2 separate regions of the Homo sapiens genome follow, and region 1 is linked to region 2. Evidence: read pairs that join two places in POLR2A ChIA-PET (ENCODE). Cell type or tissue: HepG2. All regions are shown on one strand. Links, peaks and the distances in the headings refer to the core of each region. The heading gives the core; the rest is flanking DNA.

Region 1 (5,173 bases), core at 174-5,173, 77 kb after region 2:
CTGAACACATGTGTATGATACTAAAGACGGTATTAAAATGGAGCGACGTTTATTTCATCTCTTGTTTACGATTTCACTAGGACTCAGAAACGAGATCGGGAAGCAGAAATATAGTGCAATAGTGCAACATCTCTGAATCCTTTTAATCTAGAGAAGGCATTTCATATTTGGGGGCTAAGGTTTCCAGTCAGATGAGGCAAACAGCAAGAGTAAGCAGTGTTACTTGCAGGTACTTTGGTTAATGTTGATTTAAATTTTCATGAATGTGCTGGTGAACACTGTGACCAGGCTTTTGTAGATGGCGATGTGTTATAGACGGTGCTCACTCCCAAGGGACAGCAAGTGAGCAGAGATGTACTGCAAAGTCGCCAGTCACTGCTGCAAGGTGGCCTCTGCCTGGGGCCTCCAGAAGCTGCTCCTTTACCCTCTTGGTCCCATGGCTGAAGCTGGAGCAGCGGATTGCTCTGGAGCAGCCAAGGCCGCCAGCGTGTGGAGCAGAGCTCTCCCCTCCTGCTGGGCGTGTGTGACACTGATGAGTTTCACTGTACTGCATGTGACTTCTCCCCTGCCCTTCCTCCTGATGGAGTGTGCAGACAGCCATGCGTGGCCACGGGGGCAGTGTGAGGACCTCCCTGTCTCCCGGCTCCCCTCCCAGGGGAGCCAGCTGCTTGACCTAGCTCTTTGGGCCTCTCCTGCCCTCTGCTCTGCCTGGAGTGTCGGATCCTGTGAGTAGGCTGGGCCTCCCCTGGGCAGGGTTCTCCAAGGGCCCGGTTTCCCGGCCCTTACCTTTCCTGATGCCCCTGACATCATCATTCTTGTGGGAGACAGCAGCCTGTATGTGGTGTGGGGCGTGGATCGAGTGTAGCTGTGAAATCCATATATATGAAATGTCCTGCGGGATACAGTCTTAGCTGACTTTTTTTTACTCTGAACTCTTATTTGAATTGTTTTTTGTGCATATATTTCTGCTACCACAGAGATTGTACTATACAAATAAAAAAATAAAAACCCAACCTCAAGCTGTCACCCTTGGATGTGTCCTGAATCTCAGGCAGGGCTCCTGGTACCTGAAGGAGCCCACGGAGGGCTCCATCTGCACCCACTCAGCCCCTTAGCTTAGCAGTGCTCCGCTGCTCTCAGCTGGCATCCCAGCAGCATGTGGCCCCATCATCAGCCCTCCTCCACCTCCTCCTCTTCTTCCCCAGCACACTCTGGTTTCCCTGCTTCTAGCCCAGAAGCGAAGAGCCCTGGAGGACGTTGGAGACTGGGAGCAGTGCTGGTGCCTGGGGATGCTGAGCGGCTGGGCAGGAGGGAGGCTTTTGCTGTTCAGCCTTCTAGAGAGTTACAGTTTTAAGCAGGTGAAGCCAAACTGAATGAAGCAGTAAAGGTGTTGCGCTCCTGCACAGGAGCTCCAGTGGCTTCTCACTCACCGTCTTCCTGTGCCCAGGCCACTGCTGGCCTCACTCAGCCCTCGCCTCTGCCTGGTCCACACGAGCTCGCTTGCAGTCTCCTCGCAGAGATACATGTGGAGCCGATCTTCCAATACTGGGCTCCTTCACTTTGCCCCACTGTCAGCTCAGTCACAGTCTCAGGCCTTCCTATTCTACCCAGGACACTGCCATTCCCTAAACCACCCTGGGCCCGGCCCTGGCCCATCGTTTCTCTCCATGCAGCTTAACTTTCCTGGAGCCCCTGGTGGTCTCTACATCAGGCCATAAGCTCACGTGGACAAGGATGGGCTCGGGCCTGTGCTGTTCAGTGCCCAGTCCTCCACGCAGGTGACCCACCCCATCCCTATGTCTCCCTATGTCCATGCCCCAGAGGTGCCCACCCCAGTGCCTTATGTGCCATTCTCTTGGCAAACTGGACTTCTCTAGCCACCACTGCCAGGCACCCCCATGTCAAAGCCAGGGCGGGGCTGACTGGTCATGTCCCTGGGATCCCACACTGCACCCCTCCTAAATCACACTGGGGCCACTCACCACGAGTGCTGCTCACCTATCCCCACCTCACTGCCCGCCCCAAGTCTCTGCCCAGCTCTCTCCCCAGGAGGGAGTAAGGCGTTGGGTTCTGGATTTGGTCCAGATCCACCTGCAGCTCTCCGGAGTCCTTCATTTAGCCTTCTCTGCTCCTACCCCAGCACTGTGAGCACCGTTTCTCTAAGCTGAATCTGCTGGGCATGTGGAATTACCTTAGAGCCCCTGATACGACCCCTGGCATCCAGAGGTCCTGAGCAAAGCAGTCCAGGAGCCAATGGACAGGCTCCTCCCAGCAGCTGGCCTCAGCCACAGCTGTGGGAAGAACCACTTTGCAGCTTGTTGGCTTCTGGGAAGCACTTCCTCTGCCTCCCAGTGGGGGTGGGACCCAGGCCAGAGGGAACTGCAGAAAGCCACCCCCATTCTGCCAGCAACGCAGGAAGGACCACCTGGGAGGGATCAGGAAGACTGTAGTCTCAGGTGAGGGGAGGCTGGGCCTGGAGTCAGGCTCAGCCCCTGTTCTGAACCCCGGGGTCCTGGGTAATGTCTGCTGCTGGGGACAGCCTCTACCCTTCCTGGCAGGTGTGTGGCCTTGGGCGTGTGACACCATGGCCCTGCATGGAGCACTGGCCGGGGCTCAGGTGCCCCACACTGCTCTGTACTTCCAGACCCCTGAGGCCCGGCACCAGGGCATGGATATTGGCACCACTCCCAACAGAGAGTAACCCAGACACCCGCTCACAGCCAGGTGCACACCTCCAAGGATGGGGAGCTCACTCCCCTGACCCGGCCTGGGAAGACATTTGCTCACTCCAAGTTAGAATGTGCTGGAAACATCTCTCCTTGGCCCTTTTCTGCCCCTTTTCACCCCAAGAGTCTGACATTATTGCAGATCTGCTCAGGTCCAGGCCTTGACTTTTGAGGTCCCAGATCCTACACCATGCCTTCTACCCTGCCACCTGCCTCAGCTAAAAAGGAGGGAAGAGAGACGAGACATCACTGCCAGGGCGGACCGTCTTTATTCCTCTCCTGCCTCAGAGGTCAGGAAGGAGGTCTGGCAGGACCTGCAGTGGGCCCTAGTCATCTGTGGCAGCGAAGGTGAAGGGACTCAGCTTGTAGCCCGTGCCTGAGTAGAACTTGTTCTGGAATTCCACCCTGGGGGTGAGAAGCAGAGGGGTTGGTGAGGGGAACTCACGCCTTGAGCAGCCCAGGCCAGTGGGTGGTCGCTCACCAGTGCAGCCGCAGGGCGTGCAGGAAGGCTGAGAGTCCCTCCATCACCAGCAGGATAGCCACGGTCATCACGGCAAAGGCGGCAAAGATGGGGACCAGCACCACAGCCGCCACGCCCACCTCCCGGCCCAGGCCCAGGCCTATGCGCATCACCATGGCCCACAGAACCTCGGACAGCTCTGCAAGCAAAGGAGACAGTGGGGGCCAACGGCAAGTGGGTGCCTGCCAGCCCCCTACCTACCTGCCGCAGCCTGAAGCCCTCCCTGCACGGGGGGCCAGCGAGGGACCTCCTTGGACAGTCCCACTTTACAGAGGGGAAACTGAGGCCCAGAGAGAAGCAACCCGCCCAGCCAGCAGCGGTATGTGAGAAGCCAGGAGCTGGGGCCAGCCGTCGGTGGCCAGGTCACTCACGGGCGTGGGCCAGGCTCAGGGCCCACAGGCGCAGGTAGGAGGCGGTGTTGGAGACGCAGCCCAGGCAGAACTCGATGGTGTGGATGGCCTGGTGCATGAGCACCTCGGAGGGGACGAGCTGCGGGGCGGGTGCAGTGAGGGCCGGCAGGGCCTCAGCCGTCCCACCCCCAGGAAGGCACTGCACCCACCTCGGCCTCCTCTTCATCATCCAGGCCCCCTGCCTTTTCCTCATCGGAGCTCCAGCCATTCACAGATGCGTCAGGCAGGTCCAGCAACCCGGCCTTGTTTTCCTCCTGGGGCATGAGCAGGCAGTGTTGGCAGCACTCCAGCCCCAGGAGGTCCCCCACCACCCGCCAGGCCTGCTCCTGGCCACTCAGGAGTCTGTCAGGAAGCGAGGAGTCAGGGACACACCGGACAGTGGCCTCTCCCCGCAAGCAGCCCCCCACACCTTAGGCCCCGGTCCCACCTGTCGGTCAGCGGGCCTCCTCCGCAGGCGGCGGCGGTGGCGGTGCAGCAGGTGCAGGGGTGTGCCAAGCAGCAGGATGGGCACCATGGCCAAGGCCAGGACCACCAGCGTGGCCTGGACCACCTCCTGCCAGGGAGAGGGCGAGAGTCAGGGCGTCCCTGCTGTGCACACCTGCAAAGGAACCTGAGTCACAGCAGTCACGGGGCCCAGAGAGCCTGCGGTCGCTCCTCCCTCCAGGGCCCCCGGGGGCTCCGTGCCCTCACTGGGTGAGGGTCTGCCTCCATAAGGACTCCTGAGGGAAGGGACCCCCGGTTCCCAGTGCCAGTTGTGCCACCTGCTAAAGATGCACACCATCACCTCTGACGGCCCTGTCTGCACGGCCCGGGGCCTGCATCCCCGTTTCTCGGACGAGGATCTTGCAGCTCCCAGTGGCCCTGTGACCGCGGGGTCCCCATGAGGCCGTGTGAGCCCGGCCCCCACCAGCCGCAGCCCACCTGCCGGGGGTAGAGCAGCCTGTTGCTGGGGCTGTGGGAGAAGAGGAACATGTTGATGAAGTGGATGAGGATGCTGGGGGCCGAGGCGGCCCTGGCAGCCCAGACACACAGCCACTTGTAGATGACTAGGAACACGAGGTAACCGAAGAGTCCCAGCAGGAAGGTGAGCTCCGGCAGCGTCTCCAGCAGCAGCCGGTGCCTCTGGCCAAAGTGCCTGGCGGGCAAGAGGGAGGTGTGCTCACTGGGGCCCACTCTGGCCTGCCAGCCTCCCGTCCCCCGGGCAGCCTTGGCCCTCACACGTGGTTGAAGACTCCGAGGACCACCCCAAAGGCCATGTGCACGACGCCCAGGATGACGGACATCTTCATCTTGAAGGAGTTGAGGAAGCTCAAGTGGTTGGCAGCCAGGCTCCAAATCTAGGGTGGCAGCAGGGGTGGGCTGGACTCAGGGGCTCCCTCGCCATCACTGCCAGGAAGTCCCCGGCCCGAGTCACTCTCTCACCACCCTGTTTTCCCCCTCGGAGCCTGCAGCCTCATCCATCACCCACCCACCGAGGGGCAACAGAGCGCAGATGGGCCAGCTGCCACGGTGCCAGC
Region 2 (11,124 bases), core at 2,896-7,895:
AGGTGGAGCTTGCGGTGAGCTGAGATCACGCCACCGCACTCCAGTCTGGGCGACAGAGCGAGACTCCATCTCAAAACTAACAAACAAAAAATTGAAAAGCAAAATTTCTTATAATTTCATTAAGAGCAAATCAATACCTTAAGCAGACCTTCTTTTAACATAGGGGACCATTCCTTAGAAAGGAGAAATAATCTCCTTTTAATCGCAGCTAACTTAATCACAAACAAAATTCCTGTTTTTGTAAATTCCCCTTTACAAATCTTTTTTTTTTTTTTTTTTTTTTTGAGACGGAGTCTCGCTCTGTCGCCCAGGCTGGAGTGCAGTGGCGGGATCTCGGCTCACTGCAAGCTCCGCCTCCCGGGTTCACGCCATTCTCCTGCCTCAGCCTCCCAAGTAGCTGGGACTACAGGCGCCCGCCACTACGCCCGGCTAATTTTTTGTATTTTTAGTAGAGACAGGGTTTCACCGTTTTAGCCGGGATGGTCTCCATCTCCTGACCTCGTGATCCGCCCGCCTCGGCCTCCCAAAGTGCTGGGATTACAGGCCTGAGCCACCGCGCCCGGCCTCCCCTTTACAAATCTTATCACAACTTACACAAACCATCTATGTCCTGCTTGGACTTTCTGACTTGTCCTAGACTATTTCTCTCTTTCTTCATTTTCTCTTTCTTTTTTTTTTTTTGAGATGGAGTTTTGCTCTTGTTGCCCAGGATGGAGTGCAATGGTGTGATCTCAGCTCACCACAACCTCCGCCTCCCAGGTTCAAGCAATTCTCCTGCCTCAGCCTCTCTAGTAGCTGGGATTACAGGTCTGTGCCACCATGCCCAGCTAATTTTGAATTTTTAGTAGAGACGGGGTTTCTCCATGTTGGTCAGGCTGGTCTCGAACTCCCGACCTCAGGTGATCCACCCGCCTCAGCCTCCCAAAGTGCTGGGATTACAGGCATGAGCCACCACACCCAGCTTCTCTCTGTCTTCCTTCCTTCCTTTCCTTCCTTCCTTCTCTCTCTCTCCCTCCCTCCCTCCATCCCTCCCTCCCTCCCTCCTTCCTTCCTTCCTTCCTCTCTCTCTCCCTCTCTCTCCTTCCTTCCTTCCTTCTTTCCTTCCTTCTTTCTTTCCTTTTTTAAAGACAGGGTCTTGTTCTGTTGCTCAGGATGAAATGCAGTGGCACAATCTTGGCTCACTGCAGCCTGAATCTCCTCGGCTTAAGCAATCTTCCCACCTTAGCCTCCCGAGTACCTGGGACTACAGGCACATGCTGCCATGCCCAGCTAAGTTTTATATTTTTGGGGAGACAGTGTTTCACCATGTTCCCCAGGCTGGTCTCAAACTCCTGAGCTCAAATGATCCCCCTGCCTCAGCCTCCCAAAGTTTTGGGATTACAGGTGTGAGCCACCACATCTGGCCTTCCTCTTTCTTAAATAACCAGTCATTCTACTCTAGGACAATAATTTTCCATACAAGATCCTTTCTCATATAAAGGTATTGTCTTTTCTTTATAAGCTTCTTTGCCAAAAATACATCTTTGTATCCATAATTTTTTTCACATCTCTCTCTCCCCTACTTAATGGTTTCTTTCAACCTTGTTTAAGGACCTTTTTTTTTTTTTTTTTTTGAGATGGAGTTTCACTCTTGTCGCCCAGGCTGGAGTGCAATGGCATGATCTCAGCTCACTGCAACCTCTGCCTCCCCAGTTCAAGAGATTCTCCTGCCTCAGCCTCCTGAGTAGCTGGAATTACAGGCGCCCACCACCACACCCAGCTAATTTTTGTATTTTTAGTAGAGATGGGGTTTCACCATGTTGCTCAGGCTGGTCTCAAACTCCTGACCTCAGGTGATCCACCTGCCTTGGCCTCCCAAAGTGCTGGGATTACAGGTGTGAGCCACTGCGTCTGGCCAAGAACCACTTTTAACTCCATAATTTGAATTGACTTTTAGATAACTTTTTTTTTTTGGTATTTTTAGTAGAGATGTGTTTCACCATGTTGGCCAGGCTGGTCTTGAACTCCTGACCTGAAGTAATCCACCCAACTTGGCCTCCCAAAGTGCTGGGTTTACAGGCATGAGCCACTGCGTCTGGGCAGATAACTTCTGAATTAGACAAAATTCTTCTTTTTCTCAATAAGAACACATCTTTGGCACATTTTATATAAATCTAGAAAGCAAGAAATCCTGAAATGCCCATTAGATATTAGCATTTTATGGATGAGCAGCATTCCACAATTCTTTTTGTTCGTTTGTTTGTTGTTTTTGACATGGAGTCTCGCTGTGTTGCCCAGGCTGGAGTGCAGTGGTGCAAACTTGGCTCACTGCAACTTCCACCTCCCAGGTTCAAGCAATTCTCATGCCTCAGCCTCCCGAGTAGCTGGGATTACAGGTGTCTGCCACCATGCCTGGCTAATTTTTTGTGTGCTTTGGGTAGAGATGAGGTTTTACCATGTTGGCCAGGCTGGTCTCAAATTCCTGATCTCAAGTGATCCACCTGCGTTGGCCTCCCAAAGTGTGGGATTACAGGCATGAGTCACCATGCCCAGCAGGATTCCACAATTCTTTTTTTTTTTTTTTTTTTTTGAGATGGAGTCTCACTCTGTCACCCAGGCTGGAGTGCAGTGGCAAGATCTCGGCTCAATGTAACCTCCACCTCCGAGGTTCAAGTGATTCCCCTGCCTCAGCCTCCCGAGTAGCTGGGACTACAGGCACGTGCCACCACGCCTGGCTAATTTTTTGTTTTTTTAGTAGAGATGGAGTTTCACCATGTTGGCCAGGATGGTCTCCATCTCCTGACCTCATGAGCCACCCACCTTGGCCTTCCAAAGTTCTGGGATTACAGGCATGAGCCATCGTGCCCGGCCCAGGATTACTTATAAAAACTATGATACTAGGCTGGTCAAAGTTATATCCTGGTTAATCATTTTTAAAGTCTGAATATTAAGTGAACACCTATCTAAGAATCTTAAACACATGAGCATTTTGCCGACAACTCAGAAGATTCAGTTATTTTCATTGAACCAATGATCTTAAATTAGTCTTACTTGCACAAGGCTATTTTATCAATAATTTCAGACATTTCTATATTTATCAATAATTTTACAACCAGTTTTATTTACCAAAGATTCATGTGAATTTGAAAAGCATTTGTACTTAATTTATAAGTACTAATTTACTTAAAATTCAATTTGGTAGCATGTTAGACACATGGTGGGGAAAGGAATGATGTGATGTGTCAGTCAGGATAGGTCAACTGCTGTAACAAACAGCCCTCAAATCTCAGTGGCTGAACACCATACAGCTCTGCTTCTGGCTCACACAAAATCCTTGCAGACGGTCTTGGTTAGGCATCTCTCCTCCTTGTGGTAACACAGGGATCCTGGCTTCCTCCTTGTGATGCTGTTGTCTTCATCCTGCAGCTTCCTAGGTCACCAGGAAAGCAGAGGAGAGTGTGAGGAAGGCATACCAGCTGTTTCACCTCCTTGGCCCTAAAGGGGTGTGTATTACTTCTGTTCATACCTTAGTCCATTCAGGTGGTGGGCGCGTAGACTTCCATGTGGTGATTCAGGGACCCAGGCTTCTTGGGACTAGTAACTCTGCCAGGTTTCTTCCCTTAGATCCTTTGCCACTAGTTAGACTTAGAGAGGGCAGAGAGGGCCTCCCAGGAGAGAGAAGTGACCTAATTAAGGAGTCACATGGTCCCAGACACTGCAAGGGGGTGGGGGGCTAGGAAATGTAGTCTTCTGGTGTGCCTAGGAAGAAGAAATGCATTCAGAGAGTGGAAGTACTGAGTCTCTGCCAGGACGGGTGGCAGCGTTCACAAGGGGATGGAATCCACACTAGGGATGGGGAGAGGTGCAGACAAGAGGCAAGAAAGTGGCAAGGTCAGTGAATGGAAGGTCGAGAGGGGTTGGGAAATCGTAGCCAGGGAGGGTCCTGGAGGAGAGGCCTAAGCTCAAAGGCTAGGAACTGGTGGACCCAAAGTGGGATGATTAAAACACATTTCAGAGCCAGGGCTATTTCTAGTGGGGAGAAAGTACAGGGCATGGTGGAAGGCCTATGCAGAGAAGATGTCAGTGAGGGTGGCAAGGTAACAGCGGCCAGGTGCTGCATAGGTCATGCAGGTAGAATGTTGAAGTCACACAGAGTGATGGCAGAAGCCTGGAGAGAAATGGGTTTTTAATTTTTTTAATACTGTGGCTGTGTGTTTCTTTGAACACTCTGTTCCAGGCTCTTTGTAACTATTCACTCATTTAATCCTTTAACAACCTTATGCAGTAGGTACTGGTATTCTCCTCATTTTACGGGCAAGGTACAGAGGCAAAGAGAGAATAATCACCTGCCCAGGGCCAAATAGCCAACAACTGGTGGGGCTGGGATTAGAACTCAAGCAGCAGGGCCCCATTAGGCTACCTCTGGAATCTTCAGACCATTTGTTCACAATTCATTTATTCATTCCTCCAAACAGTCATTGAGAATTTGCGACGTGCATGCTCTGAAGGAGGAGGGGGCCTCAGGGGTCTGTAGATGCAGGAGGCAAGGACAGGAGAGGACAGCGTGAGCCCAAGGACATAGACTTTGGGAGAGGACTGGGAAGGGGTTCTTGGCCCAGCCTGGAGGCCTTGCTTGGTCGGATTAGTCAATCCTGCCTCCCGGGCGGGGGTAGGGACCACAGGCATCCTAGGCAGCAATCCAGCCAGGGAACCTTGGCCTTATCACAGGCTGCTGGTGGCCAAGGGTTTCCCTTTCCATCCACCACCCCCGTCCACGTGGCGCGGTAGCCTGGGTAGTTTATTGTTATCAGCATTGTAAATATAAATTCTAATCGCAAAAGCAGCTTCAGCACACTAAGTCCTAGGAAAATTGTAATCCCCTTAACCCCGCACCAGCCCCAACTTTGCGGGGCAACTCCTCGCCAGGTCCCAAGGGGGGGCGGGGGTGGGGGCTTGTAGGGCAGGGAGGCCCGCAGTCGGTGGCAGTCAAGCTGCGCCGCTCCCCAGAAGCCCCGGGGCGGAGGGAGGAATGGGGGTCCTGGGACGCCTCGCCGCCAACCCCGCCCCTCGCGCGAGGCCCCGCCCGCTGTTTTCCTGGGAGCTCCGCCTACCCCGCGGGCCCCGCCCCTGCCCGCCCCTTCTGAGGCCCCCTCCTCCCGGCGCCGCTCTCGCCAGGAGGGGCCAGAGGGAAGCCAGAATCCCGTTGGTCCGGATTCCTTCTCAGCGGGCAGCCGCTGGCCTTGGAATTCGGCCCGGGCAGTAGCGCTGGGGGAGGAGGGTCCGCCTTCGCTTCCCTGTGACCCAGTGGATCTTCCCAAGGCCTGCCCCTCCTCCCCGCCGCCGCTCATCCCCCTCTGCCTTCTTAGATGGCATTCTAAGAAGCTTGGGGGCCCGGCCAAGGCTACACGGACGGGCTGCCAGTGGGGCCCCACCGATCGCTGGTAGCTTCCACAAGCTGGTGTGGGGATGGGGGCTGCCAGCTCCCCTGCCTCCCTGTCAGTCACTCAAAGGGGGTGCCGACAGGACTGGGGGCCCCTTAGGGGCCTCTTGCCATTCAGGCCTGGATGGCAAGTGCCCTTGGGAGGGGAGGATCAAGGATGGAGTAGGCCCACGACTGGCCATGGCATCCTGCGTGAGCAGAGCCGCTGTCCTGCCTGTGCCCCTGTGCCTCTGCTTACCCATCTGTACAAGGGGTCCCCTGCAGAAGGGAGGGCCAGCCCAAAGCTACCAGGCAAAAGTCCAGCCTGCAGGGCCCAGGGCTGACTGAGGGGAGAGGGGCCCTGTGCAGCCGGCAGAGGGGGTGCGGTGCCTGAACCCAGGTTGCCCAACTCCTAGCCCAGAAGTGTTATCCCCACAGTGTAACCTGCATGATGACTGGGGTCTTTTTAAAAATTGTATTTATTTTCTATTTTGTTTGTTTGTTTTTTGGAGACAGAGTTTGGCTCTTTTGCCCAGGCTGGAGTAAAGTGGCGCAATCTTGGCTCACTGCAACCTCTGCCCTCCAGGTTCAAGTGATTCTCCTGCCTCAGCCTGTTAAATAGCTGGGATTATAGACACCTGCCACGATGCCCAGCTAATTTTTGTATTTTTAGTAGAGACAGGGTTTCGCCCTGTTGGCCAGGCTTGTCTTGAACTCCTGACCTCAGGTGATCCACCTGCCTCGGCCTCCCAAAGTGCTAGGATTACACGTATGAGTCACTGCGCCACAATTTTGCATTTATTGTGCCAAAAATTGCATTTATTGTGTTACAAATGTAATGCAAGCTTAAAGCACAAAACCTCAAATCAGGTTTTCAACAAACTTGGAAAGGGAGCTTAGATTGCCTGACTTAAGACTGGCGACGGTGGCTCATGCCTGTAATTCCAGCACTTTGGGAAGCTGAGGTGGGCAGATATCGAGACTAGCCTGGCCAACATGGCAAAACCCCATCTCTACTAAAAATACCAAAATTAGCCGGGCGTTGTGGTGCACACCTGTAATCCCAGCTACTTGGGAGACTGAGGCAGGCCAGTCACTTGAACCCATGAGGAAGAAGTTTCAGTGAGCCGAGATTGCACCACTGCATTCCAGCCTGGGCAACGAGAGAGGCCTCGTCTCAAAAAAAAAAAAAAAAAAAAAAAGATCACCTGACTTAAAACACCGGCTATGTGGACACAGGAAATGCATTCTGAGGGGCCCAGGGGATCATCTCCAGTAGAGGAACGGTCACTAGGTCATTGCCAGGGTCTACTATGGCAGCCCCAGGAGGCAATCATGTGCCCCAAGGGCCTCAGATTTAGATACATCTGAATAAGGATAATCAGATTAGTACAGAGATCTGTTGTCAGGCCTGAAAGATGTTTGTCACACCATACCACTTAAGGTGCTCTACAAACCATTATTATTATTATTATTGACAGTATCTCACTCTGTCACCCAGGCTGGAGTCAGTGGCTCAATCATGTCTCTACAGCCTCAATCCCCTGGGCTCAAGTGATCCTCCTGCCTCAGCTTCCCCAGTAGCTTGGACCACAGGCAGGTGTCACTATGCTTGGTTGGCTCCATTATTATTTTAAAGTAATCCCTCTATTACCTTGAGAATTGCAAAATTATCTTGAATGGGACTTTTGCATGTGTGTTAAAAGCACTGATTTGTTCAATTTAAGTATTTCAAACATGCCCCAGTTTTGGTAACCCTGTCGAGATGTTTCTTTTTTTTTTTTTAGAGATGGAGTCTTGCTCCTGACCTCAGGTGATCTGCCCACCTCAGCCTCCCAAAGTGCTGGGATTACAGGCGTGAGCCACCGTGTCCCGCCTAGATTTTTCTTAATTTTTGAATGTGCCAGGAGCTTCAAAGAATGGAAAACTCTCCAGGCCCTGTTAGACCTGCCAGAGCTCCTGCAGGCTTTGCGCTTCCACTGGCACTTAGGATGAATGGGTATTTGCTGCTCTCTGCCAGGCTCTGGGAATCCAGCTAACAATAAGCTGAAAAGCATAGATACCCTTTGTGGGGCTTTGGCTCTACACCCAGCTCTTTCCTTGCTGGTTTCGGTGAATCTCCCCAACAGCCCTGTAGAGTAGGACTCCATTTGGGGATGAGGAAAGTGGCTTAGAAAGGTAGATGTTCTGTCCAAGGTCACACAGTGGGTGGCAGCATGACCTCTAAAGATTGTGTGTGTGTGTGTGTGTGTGTGTGTGTGTGTGTGTGTGCGCGCGCGCGTTATGGAGTCTTGCTTTTATTGCCCAGACTGGAGTGCAGTGGCATGATCTCGGCTCACTGCAACCTCCACCTCCTAGGTTCAAGTGATTCTCCTTCCTCAGCCTCCCGAGTAGCTGGAACTATAGACATGTGCCACCATGCCTGGCTAATTTTTGTATTTTTAGTAGAGACGGGGTTTCACCGTGTTGGCCAGGCTGGTCTCGAACTCCTGACCCAGGTGATCCACCTTGGCCTCTCAAAGTGTTGGGATTACAGGCGTGAGCCACTGCACCTGGCCAGAATTTTTACCCATAATATTATACTCAAAATCCCTGCAAATGAGGACAGGAGGAATGCCTGCCCCACCCACCAGACAGATGGATATTCTAGTCACCTGCTTCCTCTGAGCCCTGTGGGCCCTAGACTCTGGCTGCGGGTGCTGAGCCAAATGTATGGTAGAAGGGTCAGTCCAAGTCAGACCACACTTGTGCTCAGAGACCTCCAGAAAGCTGCTGGACCTACACAGCCTTTCGCTGACAGAGCTGGGCTGGGGCCACGCTCAGCACTCAGGGAAAGCCCAGCTCCATGTCACTCTGCTAGCTGGCACTGCAACCCAATCTTCAACATGGAGGATTGCAGCCAGGTGGCCTCTGTGCTCTCATCAATATTTTAAGGCTCAGAACTGGAGCAGGGGTGCTTGGTCCTGGGTGTGACCTGGGAGGAGGTGTGAGCACAGCCTTGCCAGGGCTCTGCTTCTCCAGCCCGTGAGGGAACCCCCACTGTGCCAAATGTCTAGTGCTTCCTGGGCCAAAGGTGCTTATGGTGCAGAAGGACAGAAGGACAAGGCTCCCCTGGATGGGGTCCTGGGTGGAGTCCCAGGTCCTGCTGGCCTTTAACGAATGGTTTTATCCCCTGGGAAGCTCCCTTGCCACCTGGGAGATGAAGTGCTAATGACACTCACCTCACTGCTGCTTAGGGAACTTGCTGTATGCAGCATCTTTGAAAGGGCTCAAAGCCTGCTCCTACCAGGTGCTTGACAGTGGGTTCCCCCATCTTGGGGGGAGTCAGACTCACAAAGCCCTTTCTCAGAACAGGCCTTGGAGTTGGTGGCAGGGCTGAGGCCCGTGGGTGGACCCCGAGGAACCCATCAGCAGGAAATTCAGAGTGGACGGGAACTTCCCAATCTTTCCTCTATCCCTCCTAAGGCCCATCACCCACCCTCTGAGTCTGCTCTCAGAATTCAGCATCAATCACAGAGCTTTTGGATAATTTTTTTATCTTATCCTAGAGGAAAAGGTTTGGTAATTGGAACAACCTCCAATTACCTGCCATAGCAAGTTTCTCTCAAACTCGTCTACTTGTGCACAGACATTGACATTTTGGTTATCAGAGTGTTTGAATTATTTTTGTTTAAAATGTATTTTTATTTTCCTAGCCTCTGTTGCCCAGGCTGGAGAGCAGTGGCGTGATCATGGCTCACTGCAGCCTTGAACTCCTGGGTTCAAGGGATCCTCCCACCTCCGGCTTCTAAGTAACTGAGATTACAGGCACATGTCACTGTGCCTGGCCAATTATTTTATTTTTTGTAGAGACAGGGTCTCACTTGTTGCCCAGGCTCATCTTGAACTCCTGGCCTCAAGCAAACCTCCCACCTTGGCCTCCCACAGTGCTGGGATTACAGGCATAAGCTACTACACCCGGCCCAAATTCTTTTCTTATACGACACTGTCTTCCCAAGCTGTGAAATGCTACAAGTGCATGCATTATTCATCTCCGAAAACCAACCACTGGCAGAGGCAACGCCATGCAATGCACTGCACGCAACCAAACGGTTACTTCTTGCATGCTATGCATTTTGCATACATTCTCTCAATCCTGGATGCTCGGGGTATTATAATCCCCATTTTATAGTTGAGGAAACCGAGGCTCAGCCCAAAGTCATAAGTTAATAATTGCTGAGCCAGGAGCTCACTGATTCATTCATTCAGCAAATACGGTCTCACTCTGTCACTCAGGCTGGAGTGCAGTGGGTGCCTTGACCTCCCAGGCTCAAGTGATGCTCCTGGCTGAGCCTCCCAAGTAGTCGGACAAGTGTAAGACACAATGCTCTGTTAATTTTTTTTTTCATTTTTAATTTTTGAGACAGTCTTTTTTTTTTTTTGAGACGGAGTCTCGCTCTGTCTCCCAGTCTGTAGTGCAGTGGCGCGATCTCGGCTCACTGCAACCTCCGCTTCCTGGGTTTTATGCCATTCTCCTGCCTCAGCCTCCCGAGTAGCTGGGACTACAGGCATGCACCACCTACGCCCGGCTAATTTTTTTTGTATTTTTAGTAGAGATGGGGTTTCACCGTGTTAGCCGGAATGGTCTCGAACTCCTGACCTTGTGATCCGCCCACCTCGGCCTCCCAAAGTGCTGGGGTTACAGGCATGAGCCACCTCGCCCGGCGAGACAGAGTCTTGTTATGTTGGCCAGGCTGGTCTCAAACTCCTGGCTCAAGTGATCCTCCTGCCTTGGCCTCCCAAAGTGCTGGGATTACAGCCATAAGCCACCATGCCTGGCCTTGAGGCAACCTCTTCCTCCCACAGGGAACTGTGATCCCATAAAAATGTCTGAGGCTTTTCCTAACAAAAGCCAGCAGATGCCAGAAAGAGTTATTTCAAATTATAGAGGGCCACTCCTTACTTTAGTGTCCCTTCCTCCTGGCCAGATTTCTGGCATTCCTTTGAGATTACCAGACTGGTGCCAGGGGACAGTGGGACAAAGGGCTTGTCACCTGGGCAGGCCATTGGCATGGCCCCACCTCCCTGTGAGCCGGTATTTTTAGAGAAAGTCCTTGGCTCCTTTATCCAAACGGCCTCCCCAGATTGAAGCCCTTGGCTTCTCAGCCTTTCAAACATCCAGTGGCCGGCCTCCGTCCCAGGGGCCTTGGTCTCTCCTACCTCCCTGCAGGTCAACTTCCAGGCCTGTCGCCACAGCAGCCTTACAAAAGTCCCCTTTCATTTTTATCCTTAAATAAGACCATTTTGCGTGGAGCAAGTTCAGCCAAGTACACACTCTAAAAGATTTTTGCGGCCGGGCGCGGTGGCTCACTCCTGTAATCCCAGCACTTTGGGAGGCCGAGGCGGGCGGATCACGAGGTCAGGAGATCGAGACCATCCTGGCTAACACGATGAAACCCCGTCTCTACTAAAAATACAAAAAAAAAAAAAAAAAAAAAAAAAAAATTAGCCAGGCGTCGTGGCGGGCGTCTGTAGTCCTAGCTACTCGGGAGGCTGAGGCAGCAGAATGGCGTGAACCCGGGAGGCGGAGGTTGCAGTGAGCCGAGATCGTGCCACTGCACTCCAGCCTGGGCGACTGAGCAAGACTCCGTCTCAAAAAAAAAACCAAAAAACATTTTTGCTTCTGGAAGACTGTGAACTCCCCACATAGAAGCATTTCCTGTGTATCAGGCACTGGATTTCCTAAG

Evidence for each region. Peaks named below come from ENCODE experiments on the same cell type or tissue, not always from the same donor. Only the 100,000 strongest peaks of a DNase experiment are listed, where the experiment ranks them.
Region 1: POLR2A ChIA-PET joins it to region 2 with 5 read pairs; 8 of 35 experiments call an interaction of 5 or more read pairs at or near these places.

Annotation. Positions count from the first base shown.
Region 1 is chr11:68,048,699-68,053,871 of GRCh38, reverse strand. TCIRG1 (T cell immune regulator 1, ATPase H+ transporting V0 subunit a3) reads right to left here. Exons shown (of 20, transcript NM_006019.4): 14 at 4,875-4,993; 15 at 4,578-4,791; 16 at 4,084-4,209; 17 at 3,806-3,910; 18 at 3,618-3,735; 19 at 3,208-3,385; 20 at 2,977-3,131. The coding sequence ends at 3,053. CHKA (choline kinase alpha) reads left to right here. Exons shown (of 12, transcript NM_001277.3): 12 at 1-1,013. Among named protein-coding and RNA genes, the nearest start is that of MIR6753, 6.5 kb to the right of the region's middle. RefSeq lists an enhancer at 2,951-3,943. In HepG2, for the core only: no CTCF peak of the experiment used is centred there; no DNase peak of the experiment used is centred there.
Region 2 is chr11:68,122,464-68,133,587 of GRCh38, reverse strand. It overlaps CHKA-DT (CHKA divergent transcript), which reads right to left. Exons shown (of 4, transcript NR_183630.1): 2 at 4,400-4,507; 3 at 3,506-4,147; 4 at 3,073-3,409. Among named protein-coding and RNA genes, the nearest start is that of CHKA-DT, 6.1 kb to the right of the region's middle. RefSeq lists an enhancer at 10,695-11,124. In HepG2, for the core only: no CTCF peak of the experiment used is centred there; DNase peaks (open chromatin) are centred at 4,687, 5,187, 5,767 and 6,607; H3K4me3 peaks cover 1,896 bases.